3 separate regions of the Homo sapiens genome follow, and all the other regions are linked to region 2. The links are chromatin loops, found by intact Hi-C in ENCODE. Cell type or tissue: GM12878. All regions are shown on one strand. Links, peaks and the distances in the headings refer to the core of each region. The heading gives the core; the rest is flanking DNA.

Region 1 (6,565 bases), core at 961-5,960, 210 kb after region 2:
TGACAAACCTGACAAAAACAAGAAATGGGGAAAGGATTCCCGTTTAATAAATGGTGCTGGGAAAACTGGCTAGCCATATGTAGAAAGCTGAAACTGGATCCCTTCCTTACACCTTATACAAAAATTAATGCAAGATGGATTAAAGACTTAAATGTTAGACCTAAAACCATAAAAACCCTAGAAGAAAACCTAGGCATTACCATTCAGGACATAGGCATAGGCAAGGACTTCATGACTAAAACACCAAAAGCAATGGCAACAAAAGACAAAATTGACAAACGGGATCTAATTAAACTAAAGAACTTCTGCACAGCAAAAGAAACTACCATCAGAGTGAACAGGCAACCTACAGAATGGGAGAAAATTTGTACAACCTACCCATCTGACAAAGGGCTAATATCCAGAATCTACAAATAACTTAAACAAATTTACAAGAAAAAAATCAAACAACCCCAACAAAAAGTGGGCAAAGGACAAGAACAGACACTTCTCAAAAGAAGACATTTATGCAGCCAACAGACACGTGAAAAAATGCTCATCATCACTGGTCATCAGAGAAATGCAAATCAAAACCACAATGAGATACCAGCTCACACCAGTTAGAATGGCGAAGTCATTCTAACTGTTCATATGGACCAAAAAAGTCAGGAAACAACAGGTGCTGGAGAGGATGTGGAGAAATAGGAACACTTTTACACTGTTGGTGGGACTGTAAACTAGTTCAACCACTGTGGAAGACAGTGTGGCGATTCCTCAAGGATCTAGAACTAGAAATACCATTTGACCCAGCCATCGCATTACTGGGTATATACGCAAAGGATTATAAATCATGCTGCTATAAATATGCAAAGGATTATAAATCATGCTGCTATAAAGACACATGCACACATATGTTTACTGTGGCACTATTCACAATAGCAAAGACCTGGAACCAACCCAAATGTCCATCAATGATAGACTGGATTAAGAAAATGTGGCACATATACACCATGGAATACTATGCAGCCATAAAAAAGGATGAGTTCATGCCCTTTGTAGTGACATGGATGAAGCTTGAAACCATCATTCTGAGCAAACAATCGCAAGGACAGAAAACCAAACACCGCATGTTCTCACTCACAGGTGGGAACTGAACAATGAGAACACTTGGACACAGGGTGGGGAACATCACACACCAGGGCCTGTCATGGGGTGGCGGGAGGAGGGAGGGATAGCATTAAGAGATAGACCTAATGTAAATGATGAGTTAATGGGTGCAGCACACCAACATGGCACCTGTATACATATGTAACAAACCTGCACATTGTCCACATGTACCCTAGAACTTAAAGTATAATAAAATATATATATAAACAGCTAATAAGCACACGCAAAAATGCTCAATATCATTAGTCATTACAGAAATGCAAATTAAAACCACAATGAGATACTACTACACACCCACCAGAATGGCTATAGTCAAAACGACAGACAATATCAAGTGTAGAATGGGATGTGGAGCAACTGGAACCCCCTCATACCCCAGAGATGGGAAGGTTAAATGGTACAGTCACCGTGGAAGGCACTGTAACAGCTTTTCAAAAGGTTAAATATACATCTACCATATGTCCCAGGAATTGCAATTCTAGGTGTCTACCCAAGAGAAATAAAAACATTTGTCTACACAAAAACTTGCATACAAATGATTATAGCAGCATTATTCATAATAGCCAAAATGTAGAAACAACTCAAACGAACATCAACTGGTGAATGAGTTAACAAGATGTTGTATATCCATATAATGAGATACTCAGCAACAAAAAGGAACTACCAATGTACATTACAACAGTGAAAAGGGTCAAAAACATGCTAAGGGAGAAAAAGCCCGTCACAAAACCCTATATTAAATCATTCCACTTATATGAAATTTCTAGCAAAAGCAAATGTATGAAGATAGAAAGTGGATTAGTGGTTGCCCAGGACTGGGGGTGGGAGAAGAGACTAACTGCAAGTGGGCACAAGGCCACCTTGTGCTGTAATGGGCATGTTCTATAAACATGGATTACGGAGATGATTGCACAACTCTACAAATTCACTAAAAATCAATGTATTTACAATGGATGGACTTTAGATATGTAAATTATACCTCAGTAAAGTTATGGGCTCAGTTCAGAGGGCAGATCTTCCAGTCATATTCATGATGAGTCACAGGCAATCCAAAGATAGAAACAAAATGGAGAGAAAGAATACATTTCCTTCTTCTTCAATTTTATTTATCAAAAGCACTTTCTTCAGGTATCTCAAAATTTAAAGCTATAAGCCAGGCACGATGGTGCACACCTGTAGTCCCAGCTACTCTGGAGGCCAAGGCAGGAAAAACGCTTGAGCCCAGGAGTTTGAGATCAGCCTGGGAAACATAGCAAGACTCTATCTCTCTTTATTATTTTTTTAATTAAAGCTAAAATACCCAGATCTCTTTTTTTAATTATTATTAATTTCTGAGACAGAGTGTTGCTCTGTCATCCAGGCTGGAATGCAGTGGCACAATCTCAGCTCACTGCAACCTCCGACTCCTGGGTTCAAGCAATTCTCCTGCCTCAGCCTCCGAAGTAGTTGGGATTACAGGCGCCTGCCACCATGCCCAGCTAATTTTTGCATTTTTAGTAGAGACAGGGTTTCATCATGTTGGCCAGGCTGGTCTCAAACTCCTGACCTGAAACGATCCACTCACCTTGGCCCAAAGTGCTGCAATTACAGGCATGAGCCACCATGCCCGGCCCCACATCTGTTAAAATATGATTTTGCAGGCAGTTTGCCTGGAGGTTAAGGGTTGGAACTGTGGACTCAATCTGTGTGTAAAACCCAGCACTCCTACTTACTAGCTGACTTTAGCATGTTACTTAGACTGAGTTTCAGTTTCTTGTTCTGATACAAAAAATTAATACATACTACAGAGTTGTTTTAAACTAGCACACTATCTATTAACAGCACATGGTAAATACTCAACAAATGCCGATGTTATTTTTTTATTATCAACACATCATCATTACCATCACTATGACTGTAGTTTCCTTGGGAGACTTGAAAACTTGACTGATATGTGTATGTTCCTAATGTACATTTAGTGCTTCATCACTGCTATATTCAATTTAATTGACTGCCCAAACATAACCATGTTCCCTTATAACCCTCATTCCTTATCTTAGGGACCTTATACTTTGAAATAAAATCCCTGGATCATTTCACTAACAGAACAAAAGCTGTGCTATTCCCTGGCTAAAGCAAGATATTTTCCAATTCAACCATAGGAAAAAAACATTTTTAAAAGGTGCAGTTTTTGTTTGTTTCTAGGATAGGAGAACTGGACAAAGAAAAAATGTCAGCATCTCCTCAGAGAAGCCTGGCAAACAGGGGAAATAACACTAAACAAAGAAAGCCATGTGCAGAGGACCTGGCACAGGAACACAATTGCCAGGCCTTGCACCCGAGAATCACCAACACCTGCAGAGTAAAGCAACGGGCCACGTACAGTGCTGACTGCTTCCTGGGTGACAGCTGAAACCCAGCCAAGTTCAAAAACCCCTCATTGTGGGTGTGTGTTTTTGCTTTGTAACATCTATATGAAAAGGGAAGGGAAACTGCATGGGGTAAACTTTCTATTTTGTAAGACAAGCGTCTTCTTGTTCTCTTTTTCTTTTTCTGGTCAGTGAGTGGAAGGACAGAACCCTGGAAAAATACCTGTGCACCAAGCAAGACAACCCCATCACTGATGTCAGGAAAAGCAGAGCAGTCACCTCTGGCTTGCCCAGCCCACCTCACTCGCCCACCAGCACACACTGCGACTAAAGAACCCCACTTTAGCTGACTGGAGCATTCTTCCAGCCACACACCTCAAAGATCATCTGGGAAGAGATACCACAACACGGCAGGGGGCCGGGTGCCTGTGCCAGGGAGGGACACATGCTCTTCACTCCCCACACTTGCTGGTGAGCCACAGAAGCCCTGTGACCTCAGCACACTCAAGGGAAATATGTCATGGGGCTTACCCTTCATGAGGACCGCTCTAACTTAGCATCCAAGAAAACCTCACAGCCCCTGTGGGGACTTCTCCTGGGCACCACCTAGCTCCTGCCTTAGTAAAGTGTGGAGAAAACCAACTTCCTCACAGAAATGTCTTTTAGAGCCAAATGTAAGTGTCCCTGAAATCAAGTAGACAATGATATTCCTATCATTCTGGGCCTGTCCTTGAAAGTTGTCTCTGTTGTTTTCTTTCCACTAGAAAGTCATAGACCCTGAGACCCAAAAAGGCCCACAGGGATCTAGAGAGGTGAAATAACTTACTAAAGGCCACAGAGGATGGAAGTGGCCAGGCCAAGACTAACACCCAGCTTTATCCACAAAATCTGGAAAATGCTATCAGGCTATCTTCGACCCAGAAAAGAAGCGCTCACAAGAAGAATATCAAGGGAGGCTAGTCCAGACTCTGCAGCTAGTGTCAAAGTTCAAATCCAGTTCTGTCCCTTACTAGGGCACGTAACCTGGGCAATTTCCTTAACTTCTGTTTTCTCTTCCATTAATAAGAGGATAATAACAGCATCAACATTACAGAGCACTCCAAGCATGAATGTATCAATACCGAGAGTTTCTATATGACTGATCATCCTCCTCCTCCTCATCATCATCCTAAAACAGACAGGGGAATGAGAGTAAAGAAGGGATGATAGGAAAAAAAGGTAGAAAGTGAGTGTATGGTCACTAAATAAGTAGAGCATAATTTAACTTCAAAAAATTCAAAGACATGTCTAGGGTCATATCCACAGGGGTTAGTGAGAACATAAAAGCAAAACGTATTATAAACCATTAGGTACAGTATGGCTCCAACTATGTTAAATATTCATACCCACATGTATATACATACTTCCAGAAGAAAGTGAAATAAAATGCATGAAACATTAATTCTCTGGGCACTGGGATTAAGGTTGATCTTTATTGTCTTCTTTATTACTTTTATTTCCCAAATTTTCCACAACAGACATATATTGCTTTAGAAATCAAAATAAATGTGGGTTTTAAAGGCTGTTTTTATTTTTTTATTTTTATTTTTATTTTTTTGAGACAGGGTTTCACTGTTACCCAGGCTGGAATGCAGTTGTGCGATCACAGCTCACCGCAATCTCCACCTCCCAGGCTCAGAAGCAATCCTCCTGCTCCAGAGCCCCCACCACCCATAGCTGGAACCACAAGTGCATGCCACCACACCCAGCTAATTTTTGTATTTTTGAAGAGATGAGGTTTCATCATGTTGCCCAGGCGGGCCTTAAACCCCTGGACCCAGAGCCATCTGCCTGCCTCCGTCTCCCGAAGTGCTCACAGGCAGAGCCGCAGCGCCCAGCCCAAGGCTGTTTTTTAAAAGAAGAAACTTGATACCAGGCCAGGCCTCAAATGGCAAAAGGGCTATTAGGTAGAATCCCAAGAGGCAGGGGCTGTGTTTACTCAGACAGCCAAGGGGGAAGTGCCTGTGTCTGGGAAGAGAACAAGACTTAGGGGGAAGGGGGAAGCTTAACCACGAAGCTTATGCCTGAGAGCATCAGGCCAGGGAAGGACTCTGTAAAATAGGAATAAATTCCAAAAGAAAATAAAACAGAAGTGACGACATCAGCAGTCCCTAGTTAAAAGAAGAAGAAGAAGAAAGAGAATCCTGGAGCAAGCCTCTGCGCAGATAATTTTTTTTCCCTGGCTGGAACAGAAGATCAGTCACCAAAACTAAAAAGCAAAAGATCCAAGTGGCTGAAAAAAGGAATTATGGGCTCCCACTGGGGACAAGACTTGCCTGGAAGCCCATCTGAGGGCTTGCTGCCCTATCCTTCACATCTGAGATTATCCCCTGATCCCAGCCAAGACCAGGGATTTCCTGCTTTTTGGCATCCAGATGCGAGAAATAGATCTGCTGACTCTGAGATCACTGACTGACACTAGCCAGGGCCCAGAGAGAACGCCGCCGTGGGGTCTAAGATCGAGTTCACCTGGCATCTTTCTCGGCACGTATCTTCCTGGCTTGTCCTCAGTCTCCACTCCTCTCAGTTTGAGTTCCCACCTCACCTCTTTTGCAGAGATTCCTTGTAGCTCATATGAAGGAGTGGACAGAAGACACAGAACAGATAGCAGAGAGAAGTACTGGGGGCCTCCCAGCTCTTGTTCAGGGCCCCACTTTCCTCTGACAAGCATGTTAAGGTTTATCCAGATTATCCCTCCAGTTCCCCTATTTCACAGATGAGGGAAATGAGACAGAAAAAGGGGGACTGTATGTCTGTGCCCATCAAAGTCAGATGAAATGATACACTGTCTTAAGACCATCTGATTCGGGACCTTGCCTGAGGTCACAAATCTTTGTAGTGACAGAGCCAGGACAAGCACATAACTATCCTAATGGCTGCTCCTTCCTTCAGCACTGTGGCTGCCTACGAGCTGGACTGCAGTCTCTACTGCTCACTAGAAAAGTTCCAGTCCCCCAGCAGGCACAGGGGCTCCAGCAGCCGCGGCGTGTCCTTGTCCTCCTTCGGGGGGCTACAGCGGCATCCTGTCTGGG
Region 2 (6,565 bases), core at 812-5,811:
GAGGTGCAGAGTCTCAGGGAGAGACTACTGAGACGTAATCCTTTCCCTTTAAACATGACTTTGACATATGCATTACACACACTTACACACGTCTGACTCCACCATGACTCACACTGGAGGTGGTGTTTAAAATGAACAGCATCTCCGTGCTATTATGATGCTTCACTCAAAATTGCTTTACGGCTTCTACTACAGGAGCAGGTCACATCCAGGAAATGGTTTGCCTGATCTAGAGCAGGATTTTCTCACTATTACCTTATGCCCCAGGGCTGCCTTACTTTCTTCAAAACCCAGATCAGGACCTGCAACCTATGACCCAAAGCACTCTCCTTGTAAATTCAGGATTCCCTACTAAGCCAGTCCCTAGCTTTTTCTCTCTCTGAACTCTTTAAACACCTTTTACATTCTCCTCTTTCTCATAGCTCATGTCATTCCTCCAGGCAGAGGCCCCTGAGTTTCCTGTGGTTAGTAGACATGGATAGCTGCCTGCTGCATCAGACTCAGCTGAGCCCAGGAATCCTTCTGAAAATAAAAGATTTATCCTACAAATTGGTGCAACCTTTGGGAGGACAATGTGTTTGCCTCTATTCTCATTTAAAAGGCACATGCCCTTTGACCTAACAGTTTTGCTTTTGGAAATTTATCTAAATATGGTTATAGAGAAAAATGTACACAAGTTTTCAATACAGTATTACAAAGCAAAAGAAACATGAAAAAACATCATCCTGGGAGGAACTTAAATCGCATATCAATAGGCGACTGGTTAAATAAATAATAGATATGTATATTTTGTGTCAAGACTATTTCTGTAAAGACACATAAGAAACATAACATTGCAGCCAGGCGCAGTAGCTCACGCCTATAGTCCCAACACTTCAGGAGGCCGAGGCAGGTGGATAACCTGAGGTCGGGAGTTCGAGACCAGCTTGACCAACATGGAGAAACCCTGTCTCTACTAAAAATGCAAAATTAGCTGGGCGTGGTGGCGGGTGCATGTAATCACAGCTACTGGGGAGGCTGAGGCAGAAGAATCGCTTGAACCCGGAAGGCGGAGGTTGCGGCGAGCCAAGATAGTGCCATTGCACTCCAGCCTGGGCAACAAAAGCGAGACTGTCTCAAGAAAAAAAAAGAAACATAACATTATTATCATTGCTATCTCTGGGGAAAAGGACAAGAAGCTGGAAAAAGACACTTTAATTTTGCTTTAAGCCCTTTAGTACTGTGGAAATTTTTTTTTTTTAATAATTATTATTTTTTTTTTGAGACAGAGTCTTGCTCTGTCGCCCAGGCTGGAGTGTAATGGCGCGATCTCGGCTCACTGCAACCTTCGCCTCCCAAGTTTAAGCGGTTCTCCTGCCTCAGCCTCCCGAGTAGCTGGGATCACAGGAGCCCACCACCATGCCCAGCTAATTTTTGTATTTTTAGTAGAGACAGGGTTTCACCATGTTGGCCAGGCTAGTCTTGAACTCCTGACCTCAGGTGATCCATCTGCCTCGGCCTCCCAAAGTGCTGGGATTACAGGCATGAGCTACTGTGCAGGGCCTGTGGAATTTTTTTTTTTTCAAATGAATTCACACTTAAGCTACTTAATAGAAAAAAATGTGAACCTTTATCATTTAGAGCTACTAAACACTTCATTAAACAATATCACTTAATCTTTGCTAAACACGAACTAGAAAAACTAGGCACAAATAGAAACTGTATAGACCAGATATACATTAGAATGGGTCTGCTTTAGCAGTTAATGGTTTAATCATTAACCAGGTCAGGGTATTTTTCTCTAAGGCACTTTATGTGTTGCTGACTCTTCTACAATCTAAGTGGCTCAATGTAAACCATTCCCCTTGTGCTAAACATGCGTGTTTATACTTAAAGTCGATTTCACTGAGGAAATTAGGGTAGGGTCAGTTTGTAAGGTTTTGCCCTAAACCTTAAAAAGAACACAAAATCCTTCAGGTCTTAAGCAAGATTGATGCCCAGGCCCTATGAAGGACACATTGAATCTTCTGTATATTTTTTAACAAGCTCCACAGGTAATTTGGATGTGGCTGGCATTGCCTCGTGCACACCTAAAGTAACCATGCTTAGAAAACGCTGTGTTATCCAAAAGAAACACAGCACAGAGAATTCTATGAACAAACTATTGCAGTACTCTAAGATTTTAAAATAAGTAACTTTCTCAAACACTGATATGGGGTTTAGAGTTAACACTGCGGGTAAGCAAACCCACCAGGCTCTCTCAGTTGACACAGCTCTTCTGGCTCCTTCGAGGAAGTGAGGACCAGTATGTGGAAGAGCCTTTGGGGCTGGTGTTTCTCAAGCTACAGCTTCAGGCAATCTCAGGGACAGAACCTGGACTGTGCATCTGACAGCCGCCTTTCTACCTCCCACCTCCACCCCATTCTTATGTCCAAGTAGTTTGAAACTATTGAGCTAGATCAGTATATCCCGAACACCAAATTGTTAAGAGTGGATGGAGCCCCAGTGATCTTTCCCACTCCCCAGACCAGTGAATCAGGAAATCTCTACTGGAGGTTCTGCAGTACCCCAGGTTCTTTATCTAAACAGGAAAGTTAGGAAACACCAATTTAGGTCAAACTCATTTTAAGATAAGGAAATCAAGGCCCAAGAAGTTTAAGTGATTTCACCAAGGACTTATAGCTGATTAATGATAGCTGGGAGCTGTGAAACCTGGTGAGCTAATTCTTCCCTCTTAGACCAATACTGCTTGTTATATTATGTGTAATCATGAGAGCCCCAGTATCTGTGCAGTTTCTGATTCACCAGGAAGAGGCCCCAAGTGATTAATAAAGCCTGAACCCAGGGGCATGTCAGAACGCACCACTGGTTTAAAGGATGACTGACATGGTAAAGTGTCCAACGTCAACCTGCCCTCGGAATTCTTTCACTTTCAGTATCAGTAGGAGAAATATACAATTGTACATTTCATAGAAAAGTAAACCCAGCCCCACACAGTTAACAACCAGGTGAAGCGGGAACACAGGACAATTCAAAGTTTTCGGATCACACCATTTCTTGGTCAAATATTAGTACCTTCAGCAAAAGACCTCTAATTACCACACACTTTTGGTTATGGCAACAGCCTGCTCCTTACTTTTGGGAGAGAGGAGTACTCCACACCCATGGCCTGAAACCAGGATCTCCAAACCCATCAAAGAGAAACATGGATGGGAAACCAAACCCCCCAAGCTTGGAAAGCATCCAGCAAGCTTTAATTCAGGGAGAGTTCAATCGAGATATAATTGCCTCTAATTGGCCCTCCCACACGATCTCACAACATACAGCTATAATCAGTTCCACAAAGAATATGTTATATTTCTTTTCTCCCTTGAAAAGCCAGAATCCTCTCTTGTTAGGTACTTACCATCACTGTTTTGATTTTTGTAAATATACCGAGACATTAAAAAAGGAAGAATGAATGGGTAAAAGCAAAGAAGTAGATGGATTTCTTTTTTAAAATAAGCACTGATCCCTATGACCTTAATGATAACCCAGTGCGATTCAAATCTGTAATGGAGACTGATGTCGACTCAGGAAACCTTTCTAGTCCAGGGCACATGTGATCCAAAAAACACATTCATCTGGTCGGACATTTTCCATACTCTGATTTTTATCTTTCTTGGCATGCTCAACTCTCCTTTAATAAAGTCACAACCCTTTGTTGCCATGGAACCCAATCAGACACGGAGCCTGTTACTATGACTTCCCTGCAGATATAAAAAAAGACCCAGTGACCAAAAGACCAGCTCTTTCTTAAAAAAAAAAAAAAAATTACAAGGCAAAGAGGCTCCAAAAAAACCTCAACACTTCTGTATTTACTGAAGTTTAATCTTTTATGTAGGCTCACCTGAACTCTTCAGCCAAAGCTAGCTCATGTTTCAGCTGGAACTTTCCAAAGAAAATGATTTTACAAATAAATACCTAGGCAAAGAAGGTAAAAAATATTCTTGGGATATCTTACTTTTCTTCTTCTTCTAGGCAAGCTTTCTGAAATTTGAGTAGCTGTTTAGCAAACATGTGTCAATCAGCAGCTGCCAAATTGCAATATTCATTTCCATCAATACTTAATGTTGCCAAGAGCTCATTATTTCTCTGAAAAGAAAAGATATTCTAAACAATACAATCAATCCTGTGTTCTGGACCTGGACTAAATCTGCAGGAAAAAAAAAAAAAATCTGAGACTAAGCAGAGTGGACTGAGCAGAGCTACTTAAGGGAAGAGAATTAACATTTGTTGAGTGCCTACCATGAGCTGGGCACTTTTACGTCATCACGTCAGGACCCTGTAACTGAGGCAATGCCACCTCTGTTTGGCAGATGAGGGACCAAGGCTCAGAAAGCTTAAGTACTTAAGCAGCTTGTTCAAGCTACCAGGCTAGAATGCTGCCTGGCTCCCAAAGCCAGAGCTATTCCTTCATTCAACCAGCACTTATTTCTGCTCTCACAGGTGTTGTACATTTTGTTATGCTTCTTATTCTTCAGGAGCGAATTCACAGCCTGTAAAGCTTGGCTGTAAAGAGAGCACGGTGTCCATCTTTACCGGCACAGGGGCCAGTCTGGCTACACCCACGTACAACTACCACCACGTCTATACAACACCAGCTACCCCTTGGGGGAATCCCGAATAAATGCCCTGGCTACTTGCCTAAGGAAACACGTGTGGGCTAGGCACCCATTACACCCTTCCAGAGGTTGGGCCACGGCCCAGAGCCTTCCAACCCTGGACCTCATGGTGGGGAGGACCAGGAAGCTCTGGGTGGCCTTTTCATGTGCAGTACCATCGGCAAAGTAAAAGTCAAGCCATGCAAACCACAACAGTTTCTCCAACCTGGTTTTGGACAACCAGCTTCAAGAAATGACTAGTAAGAAGGAATGTGGCAAGCCACAAAAGTTATAATTTATATTATTAATTATACCAGCCTCTCAGCTAAAGAAAATTTACCTATTTCATGTACAAAGATTATAACAACTGCTTTCATTAAAAGAAATTTTTAAAATCACCCAAAACTGCAATACGATACCACTTCATACTTACTAGGATGGCTGTAATTAAAAGACAGATAATAATAAGCACTGGTGAGGATGTGGAGAAATCAGAACCCTCATACACTGGTAGTGGGAATATAAACTGGTGCAACCACTTTGGAAAACACTCTGGCAGTTCCTCCAAAGGTTAAACAGAATTACCATATGACCCAGCAACACTCCTTCTAGGTATGTACCCAAGAGAAATAAAAACATATACCCCCACAAAAACTTACACAGAAGTGTTCATAGCAACATTATTCTTCATAGCCAAAAAGTGAAAACAACCCAAATGTCCACCAAATGTCACATATCCATACAATGAAATATTATTCAGCCATGGCCAGGCATGGTGGCTCATGCCTGTAATCCCAGCACTTTGGGAGGCTGAGGCAGGTGGATCGTCTGAGCTCAGGAGTTTGAGACCACCCTGGGAAACATGGTGAAAACCCGTCTCCACTAAAAAACGAAAAAATTAGCCAGGCGTGGTGGCGTACGCCTGTAGTCCCAGCTACTCAGGAGGCTGAGGCACGAGAATCACTTGAGTCTGGGAGGCAGAGGTTGCAGTGAGCCGAGATCACACCACTGCACTCCAGCTTGGGCTACAGTGAGATTCTGTCTCAAAATTAAAAAAAAATATATTGTTCAGCCATAAAAAGAAATAAAGTACTGATTCATGCTACAACATGCGTGAACCTTTTAAGAGAGGGGGAAATGAAGAATAACTGCTAAGGGTATCTTTCTGAGCTGATGAAAATGTTCGAAAATGGGCCAGGTGCGGTGGCTCATGCCTGTAATCCCAGCACTTTGGGAGGCCGAGGCGGGTGGATCACTTGAGGTCAGGAGTTCGAGACCAGCCTGGTCAACATGGTGAAACCTTGTCTCTACTAAAAATACAAAAAATTAGCTGGGTGTGGTGACACACCCCTCCCTCCTTGCCTACTGGGGAGGCTGAGGCAGGAGAATCGCTTGAATCCGGGAGGCCAAGGTTGCAGTGAGCCGAGATTGCACCATTGCATTCCAGCCTGGGCAACAAGAGCGAAACTCCATCTCAAAAAAAAAAAAAAAAATTTTTTTTTTACAGAGGTTTGATTACCTCTGTAAAGACTGTATTTCCAAATAAGGTAATGTTGTGAGGTAGTGGTGGTTAGGACTTCAACATATCTTTTGGTGGGGGACACAGGTCAAACGATAACACTGACTTTAATAGTAAATGGGCTGGGCGTAGTGGCTCATTCCTGTAATTCCAGCACTTTGGGAGGCTGAGGTAGGCAGATCACCTGAACCTGAGGTCAGGAGTTCTAGACCAGTCTGGCCAACACGGTGAAACCCTATCTCTACTAAAAATACAAAAATTAGCCAGGCGTGGTGGTGCACGCTTGTAGTCCCAAATACTCAGGAGGCTGAGGCAGGAGAACGGCTTGAATCTGGGAGATGGAGGTTGCAGTGAGCAGAAATCGTGCCACTGCACTCCAGTCTGGGCAACAGAGCAAGACTCCATCTCAAAAAAAAAAAAAAAA
Region 3 (6,565 bases), core at 504-5,503, 100 kb after region 2:
TGGGCTCAGGTGATCCTCCCACTTTAGCCTCCTAGGTAGCTAGGACTACAGGCACATGCCACAATGCTAGGTTAATATTTTTGTATTTTTAGTAGAGACAGCATTTCACCATGTTGCCCAGGCTGGTCTCGAATTCCTGGGCTCAAGTGATCCACCCACCTTAGTCTCCCAAAGTGCTGGGATTACAGATGTGAGCCATCACGCCCAGCCCAGCTGCAAATTTTTTGATAAAGTCTTCTTTGTTTTTATCCAAGTTACTAATAACATGGCTCTTTATTACAGGCATTACTTTAGTTTGGTCTAAAACCAACAGAATCAACATTTTCTGGCAAAAATCATCCACTTGACTGTCTCCAAATAAGTATACAATCTTATTTTCAATATTTTAATGAGGAGTTTTGTGACTGCTTTGCTGAAACTGAGATTCACTATCTAGATATTGTTCCCTGAGCCTGGTTACCATAATGAGTGTTGTTAGCGAACCCTTATGGGTTCCTGGTGATCTCTTTATTCTTCTCCAATTGCTGACAAATATTTGAGGATCTATTATAAACTTGTCAGGGTTTACATGAAATGTCAAAGACCATTTGTGAAAAAGTGGAACAACACCCTGCATTTTCCTATTTTTTAGGATCGCTCCTATTCTCTATAACCTTTCCAAATTTACTAATAGGGCCAGGCGTGGTGGCTCATGCCTGTAACTCCAGCACTCTTTAAGGCAGAGGTGGGAGGCTGGCGTGAGGCCAGGAGTTTGAGACCCGCCTGAGCAACATGGCGAGGCCTCGTCTTTAAAATAAAATAAAATTAAAAAAAAAAAAAAAAAGAGTACTAACAGTTGCTTTGAGGTCAGTTCCTTTACATGTGGGATGTAATCAGCTGGGTTTTCTTCACATCTTTCCACCTATCCAGTGTTTCAGTGTCCTTTTAATTCATTTGTCTTTTTAATTGAAAACTTTGCTGAGATAATTAAAGATTTGCATGGAGTTGTAAAACATAATACAGTGATCCCTTGTACATTGTACTGTTTCCCTCAACTGTTTTTGCAAAACTATAGTATAATATTGCAACCATAAAATTGACATTTGATATAATTCCCCCCATCTTACTCAGATTTCCTGTTTCACCTGGATTTTTGTATGTGAACCTCTATACAATTTTATCACTCATGTATAATTGCGAATCCAGTTAAGATATTCAACGGTTCTAACTCTGCAAAGATTCCCTGTGTTGCCTATTCATGACTCTTTTAAACACTGCTTGCTTTACTCTCTTTGGTTTTTAGATCAATTTCCATGAAGGAAAAAGGAGATGCAAAATAAGAGTTGAGAGGCTGTGCCTTCACTGCGCTACTTGTTAACATTATCACTTTCTATTCCTTTTCAGCATGGTTTCTTAATCTGCATAAGAATTTCTTTTTAAATATTATTGTTATTTTTTCCTAGAATTTTAAAAATGCTTTCATGTCCTTAGGTTTTCTTTATCTGATGTCCATTTTCATAATTTCTTTGAAATGTAGCTTGGTAAGTGGGTAGAGTGGTTTGCCTGTTTTTCTACTTTGTAGTAGAATGAAATAAATAACAGCACCCATTTGGGACACAAATTAATTGACATTGTTTCCTACATAGTTTCCAATTATAAATATGTATGAAATACCTTTTATTTGGGTATTAAACTATAATGAGCATTTGTAGCTATTTAATGCACTAAAATATCGTTTCTGGGCCAGGCATGGTGGCTCACACCTGTAATCCCAGCACTTCGGGAGTCCAAGGCAGGAGGATCCCCTGAGGCCAGGAGTTCAAGGTTACAGTGAGGCTACTATTGCACCACTGCACTCCGGCCTGGGCAACAGGGTGAGGCCCCGTCTCTACTATATATAAAATTTCCCTCAGTAATCTCTTTGAGGAATAAGATCATATTTTATACCTCTTTTGTATCTACAGTGGCCGCTGTGCTTGCCTTTTCAACATATATGCCCCAAATGATTAGTTTTAAGCCAAAGATTGGCCCTTGCTTTATAAAGTGGCAGACAGTACATATTTTAGGCTTCGTGGGCCAAACAGTCTCTGTCACATTACTCAACTCTGCCACTGCAATGCAAAAGACAATATGTAAATGAGTGGGCGTGGGATATGCCGATAAAACTTTATTTATAAAAACAGGCAGCTAACTGTAGTTTGCCTACCCCTGATCTAAGCCAACAGTGGCAACTTCCTCAGCCAGTGACTGGTTTACAAATGCACATATGATCCAATCTGGTGAAAGGGATGTGAGAAAAGTCTGATGGGGGCTTCTGGGAGAGACGATTTCACATGTAAGACACACAAGGAAGAGACAACCCTTTTTTCCCCCTTGGATGTTACCAAATCTGAATGTGATAGCCAGGATTGCTAGAGCCATCTTGTTCCTGATCTAAAGATGAGGCCATCAAACATAAGGGGGTTAGGCCACGAGAATCACAGAGGAGAGCAGCAGCTTGGCATACTGGGCCTGGAGACAGCCCCACTTCTTAGGGAAGACAATAAACTTCCTTATTGCTTAAGCCAATGCGTTGGCCCAAAAGCATCCTAATTACTGTAGCACCCCCTCTGGCGTTCAGCAAAGTACTTCACAGAGAATAGATGTTCAGCAAACAACAGTTTGCTGGTCTGGCTAACAATCTGAACCATGAATTTATGCAAATCAGAATTCCTTCCGCTGTAAATAAACTAGTTCCTCTTATAATCCTCTTTTTTTCTTAAAAAAAAAAAGGATTAAAAAATAGAAAAACACCAATGAGAGGAATAATATAGTAAACCTATATTATTTAAGATGAATAGAAAAGTGATAAGTTTTCATGTTTTCTGAAAATAAATGTGTTTTAACTTATTTATCCGTTCCCTGCAGTTTTCCTCCTCTTACTTTAAGCCTCTCTCTCCGTGGTTGGCCCTTGGAAGGCCTGCCATATGCAAATGTGTGTATACTCATCAGTCTTATTAGGCGTAGTTCCAACTGGCCACCCCACATGAACACAATTAAAAGTTAAACATCAATTAAAATTCACAGACTCCATTTAGCTTTCTCAAAAAGCACTAAATAACGGTACACATTTGGGACACAAATTAATCTACATTGTTTCCTTCATCAGTCTTTAGTTATCAAACATCCTAAGCCTCATTTTAGACTCTGTTAATTGCTCATTCAGCCCACACTGAGTAAGCAATGAAAAACGAGCCCGAGACAAAAGAACAAAAGAATGAGATGCCACAGTGGATCAAGTTTAGTCAGCCAGGTGGTTCGTCAATGATGGTGGCACTGGAGAAATCCTGTGTGAGGACAAACACTGTCCAAGTGAGGGGCATGTGGGTGATCTCTCTTACGAGACCTCCACTGATACATGCATCTGCTTATTCATGGACGTCGATATCTAATAGGCATGTCAAGTTTCAACAGGGCCCAAACGGAATGCATAATTTTCCCTCTAAATTTATTCCTTTTCCCTCTTCCTCCATTTCAATAAATGGCACTCAGTTGCATAGGCCCAAATTCAGCATCACCCCTGATTTCCCATTTTCTGTATCCCCACGACCAAGCCATCAGCAATTCCTATCGGCTCTGTGTCCAAAATCTGTTCATCCCTCTTCATTCCGCTGCCAACCCCTTAATCCAGGCCTCTGTCATGTGTCCCCTGTGGTGACTGCCTCCGCTTCCTGACTGGCCTCCCTCTGCCCCTCCTGCCTCTCAACAACCTACTCTGCTAAAAACTAAATACCATCCCATTGCTCCCCTCCAAATGTGTCTCCACTGCATTTTAGAATTAGACACCTGTTTACTTTCCTATTGCTGTAACAAATGATCTCAATTCAGCAGCTTAGACCAACGTACATTTATTCTCTTGACAGTTCCGCAGCTCAGAAGTCGAAAATCAGAGTGTTGGCAGGGCTGTTTTCCTTCTGGAGGCTTCGGAGGATAATCCAAATTCTCACCTGCTACAGGCTGCCTGCACTCCTTGGCTCATGGCCTCTTCCTCACTTTCTCTGACTCTGATCCTCCTGCCCCGCTCTTATAAGAACCTTTGTCATCATATTGGGTCCACCCAGATGATCTCCCCACATCAAGATCCTCCACTTACTCACAGCTGCAGCGTCCCTTTTACTATGTAAGCTAATATAGTCACACAGCACTGGCTCTGGAATGAGACACAGACATTTAGCGGGGCCTCATTCAGCCTACCACAAAACTAAAACACAACACACAAAAAAACCAGTTCCTTCCTGTGACCACCCGGACCTATGTGCCCAGCCTTGCACATCTCTCTCAGCTTGTCCTCTACTGCTCTCTCCTCACTGCTACACCAGCCTTCTTCTGTCTGTTCCTTTGATGTTTCAGCTCGCCCTTACCTTAGGGTCTTTACCCTTGTTGTTCTCTCCATCTGAAGTGTTCTCCCTCCAGAAGTCCACATAGTGGTTCATTCACGAGAGCCCAAATGTCCTTTCCTCACTTACTGTCCTTCGAGATCATCTCGTCTATTCTCCCAGACCATAAGCAAACTCTGAGGGAAAAGTCCCCATCTGTCTTACTCATGCTCCACCCAGCACAGTGACTGACACACTTACCAACTTAACAGTTGTTGAAAGAATGAACTATCTAATTTCAAAATGTTAGTGATCTCTGGCTGGGTGCAGTGGCTCATGCCTATAATCTCAGCACTTTGGGAGGCGGAGAAGGGCAGATCACCTGAGGTCAGGAGTTTGAGACCAGCCTGGCCAACATGGTGAAACTCTGTCTCTACAAAAAATACAAAAATTAGCCAGGCATGGTGGCCGGCACCTGTAATCCCAGCTACTCAGGAGGCTGAGGCAGGAGAATTGCTGGAACCTGGGAGGCAGAGGTTGTAGTGAGCCGAGATGGCGCCACTGCACTCCAGCCTGGGCGACAGAGAGAGACTCCGTCTTAAAAAATAAATAAATAAATAAATAAAATTATAACCCATTTTGGTTTTATAATCCATATATTTATGTAAGTACTTTTTAAATACATCGACATTTTGACCCTAGATCAGCTCACAGGATAAGACTAAACAAGATGAAATGTAATAAAACTGACTTTGAAGTATTACTTGAGACCAGGAGTTTGAGACCAGCCTGGGCAACATGGTGAGACCTTATCCCTACAAAAAAATAATAATAATAACAGCCAAGTGTGATGGCTTGTGTCTGCAGTCCTAGCTATATGGGAGGCTGAGGTGGGAGGATTGCTTGAGCCCAGGAATTCGAGGTTGCAGTGAGCTATGATCATGCCACTGCACTCCAGCCAGGGCAACAGAGTGAGACGTTTTAAAAAAAAAAAAAAGACGATAAAGCCTACAAAATATTGGAGAGGTGGAAATGCAGTGAGGCGATGGTGCTGAGAAAAATATGAATAACAATTACTATATAAAGAAGACTTAGAAGGATTAATTATAGTTAACTCAAAACTCCGTGTGACTTGTCAGCATGGTGTGGCTACCAAAAACATGACCTTCTGTGCACTGGAGATTCCTAAGCAAAAAGAGGAAAACCGATTCTTGGACACACTAAGATGTTTTAAAATTAAAGCTAAGTTTCAACTAATCCTTAATTGTTACAGTCCTGTGTCATTTTTGTATGAGGGCCATCATCACTAAGATCTGTCATTATTGTAACAGGAGTAGTGATGCTGTAAAAAGGAACAGGACACAACTGGAGGCTGCGGAAATGGTAGGGAGCATGCCAACATCTCTCCTGCGAAGGGCAAGCGGAGATACTCACATCCCCAGATTAACATGGTATTAAGTGCTCAATTCAAGCCAAGATAGACTCTAAGGTCCAAAGGCAAATGAGGTATCCAAGAAAGGAAGCAGAGGTCCCACGGGGTGAGGGGTGGGAACAGGAAGCACCACTATATTGCACCGTGTCAGGTCCGCCATAGTGGAGGTGTGGAGGGCCCCACCTTGTGAACGATTTATGTTTTATCCTAGAATGCAAAGTAGGTTCCCTCTTGACTGACAAAGTACAATGCTCTTCCTCTGCTGGTACCACTGATAGCATTCATAATATGCTTTTACGAATAATGCAATCTGGAGACATCTGAAGGATACAGCTTTTGGTCAATAAATCCAACTCTAAAAGCCCTTTTAAAGCTTTGCCCAACCACCTCGGCCTTCTTTAATAGAATTACTTCTGTTTTTCCACAGAATGATTTCTCCTCTGATTAAGAATCACTTCAAACTATAGAAGAGATGCATATGACAGATCTGTGTATCTTCAGGACTTTCGTGATGCTAAATGGCAAACACATGTGGGTCAGAGTTGAATTTCTTAGGACAATAGTGAAAAGCTGAGTGCCATCTCCTCCTCCCCATGTCATCCCTCTTCAGGATATGCTGAAAAACTATTTTAAAATATCATTTCAAAGGTGTCAAGTTATGAGCTAGCTGAGCTAGATGTTCATGTGTCTCAGTTTTGTGTGTGTGTGTGTGTGTGTGTGTGTGTGTGTGTGTGAGGGTCTCAAGAAAGGATCTCTTTCTGCAGAAAAATACACGTGTGTACACATCCCTACAAATTAA

The links. Hi-C counts contacts between places; a loop is a spot of excess contacts. Peaks named below come from ENCODE experiments on the same cell type or tissue, not always from the same donor. Only the 100,000 strongest peaks of a DNase experiment are listed, where the experiment ranks them.
Region 1: a loop joins it to region 2, with 2.9 times the contacts of the local background. A loop is called at or near these places in 1 of 110 quality-filtered maps.
Region 3: it touches region 2 in a loop (2.1-fold over the local background); 1 of 110 quality-filtered maps calls a loop at or near these places.

Annotation. Positions count from the first base shown.
Region 1 is chr12:94,827,672-94,834,236 of GRCh38, forward strand. No RefSeq gene overlaps it. Among named protein-coding and RNA genes, the nearest start is that of MIR492, 3.4 kb to the right of the region's middle. RefSeq lists enhancers at 3,328-3,377, 3,528-3,737, 3,748-3,957, 6,128-6,565. In GM12878, for the core only: no CTCF peak of the experiment used is centred there; a DNase peak (open chromatin) is centred at 3,570; H3K4me3 peaks cover 3,237 bases; H3K27ac peaks cover 4,589 bases.
Region 2 is chr12:94,619,045-94,625,609 of GRCh38, forward strand. The region is part of intron 1 of TMCC3 (transmembrane and coiled-coil domain family 3); the gene reads right to left. Among named protein-coding and RNA genes, the nearest start is that of TMCC3, 28 kb to the right of the region's middle. RefSeq lists enhancers at 2,219-2,338, 2,679-2,998. In GM12878, for the core only: no CTCF peak of the experiment used is centred there; a DNase peak (open chromatin) is centred at 2,847; H3K4me3 peaks cover 425 bases; H3K27ac peaks cover 1,741 bases.
Region 3 is chr12:94,723,418-94,729,982 of GRCh38, forward strand. No RefSeq gene overlaps it. Among named protein-coding and RNA genes, the nearest start is that of TMCC3, 76 kb to the left of the region's middle. In GM12878, for the core only: a CTCF peak has its summit at 2,578; no DNase peak of the experiment used is centred there; H3K27ac peaks cover 203 bases.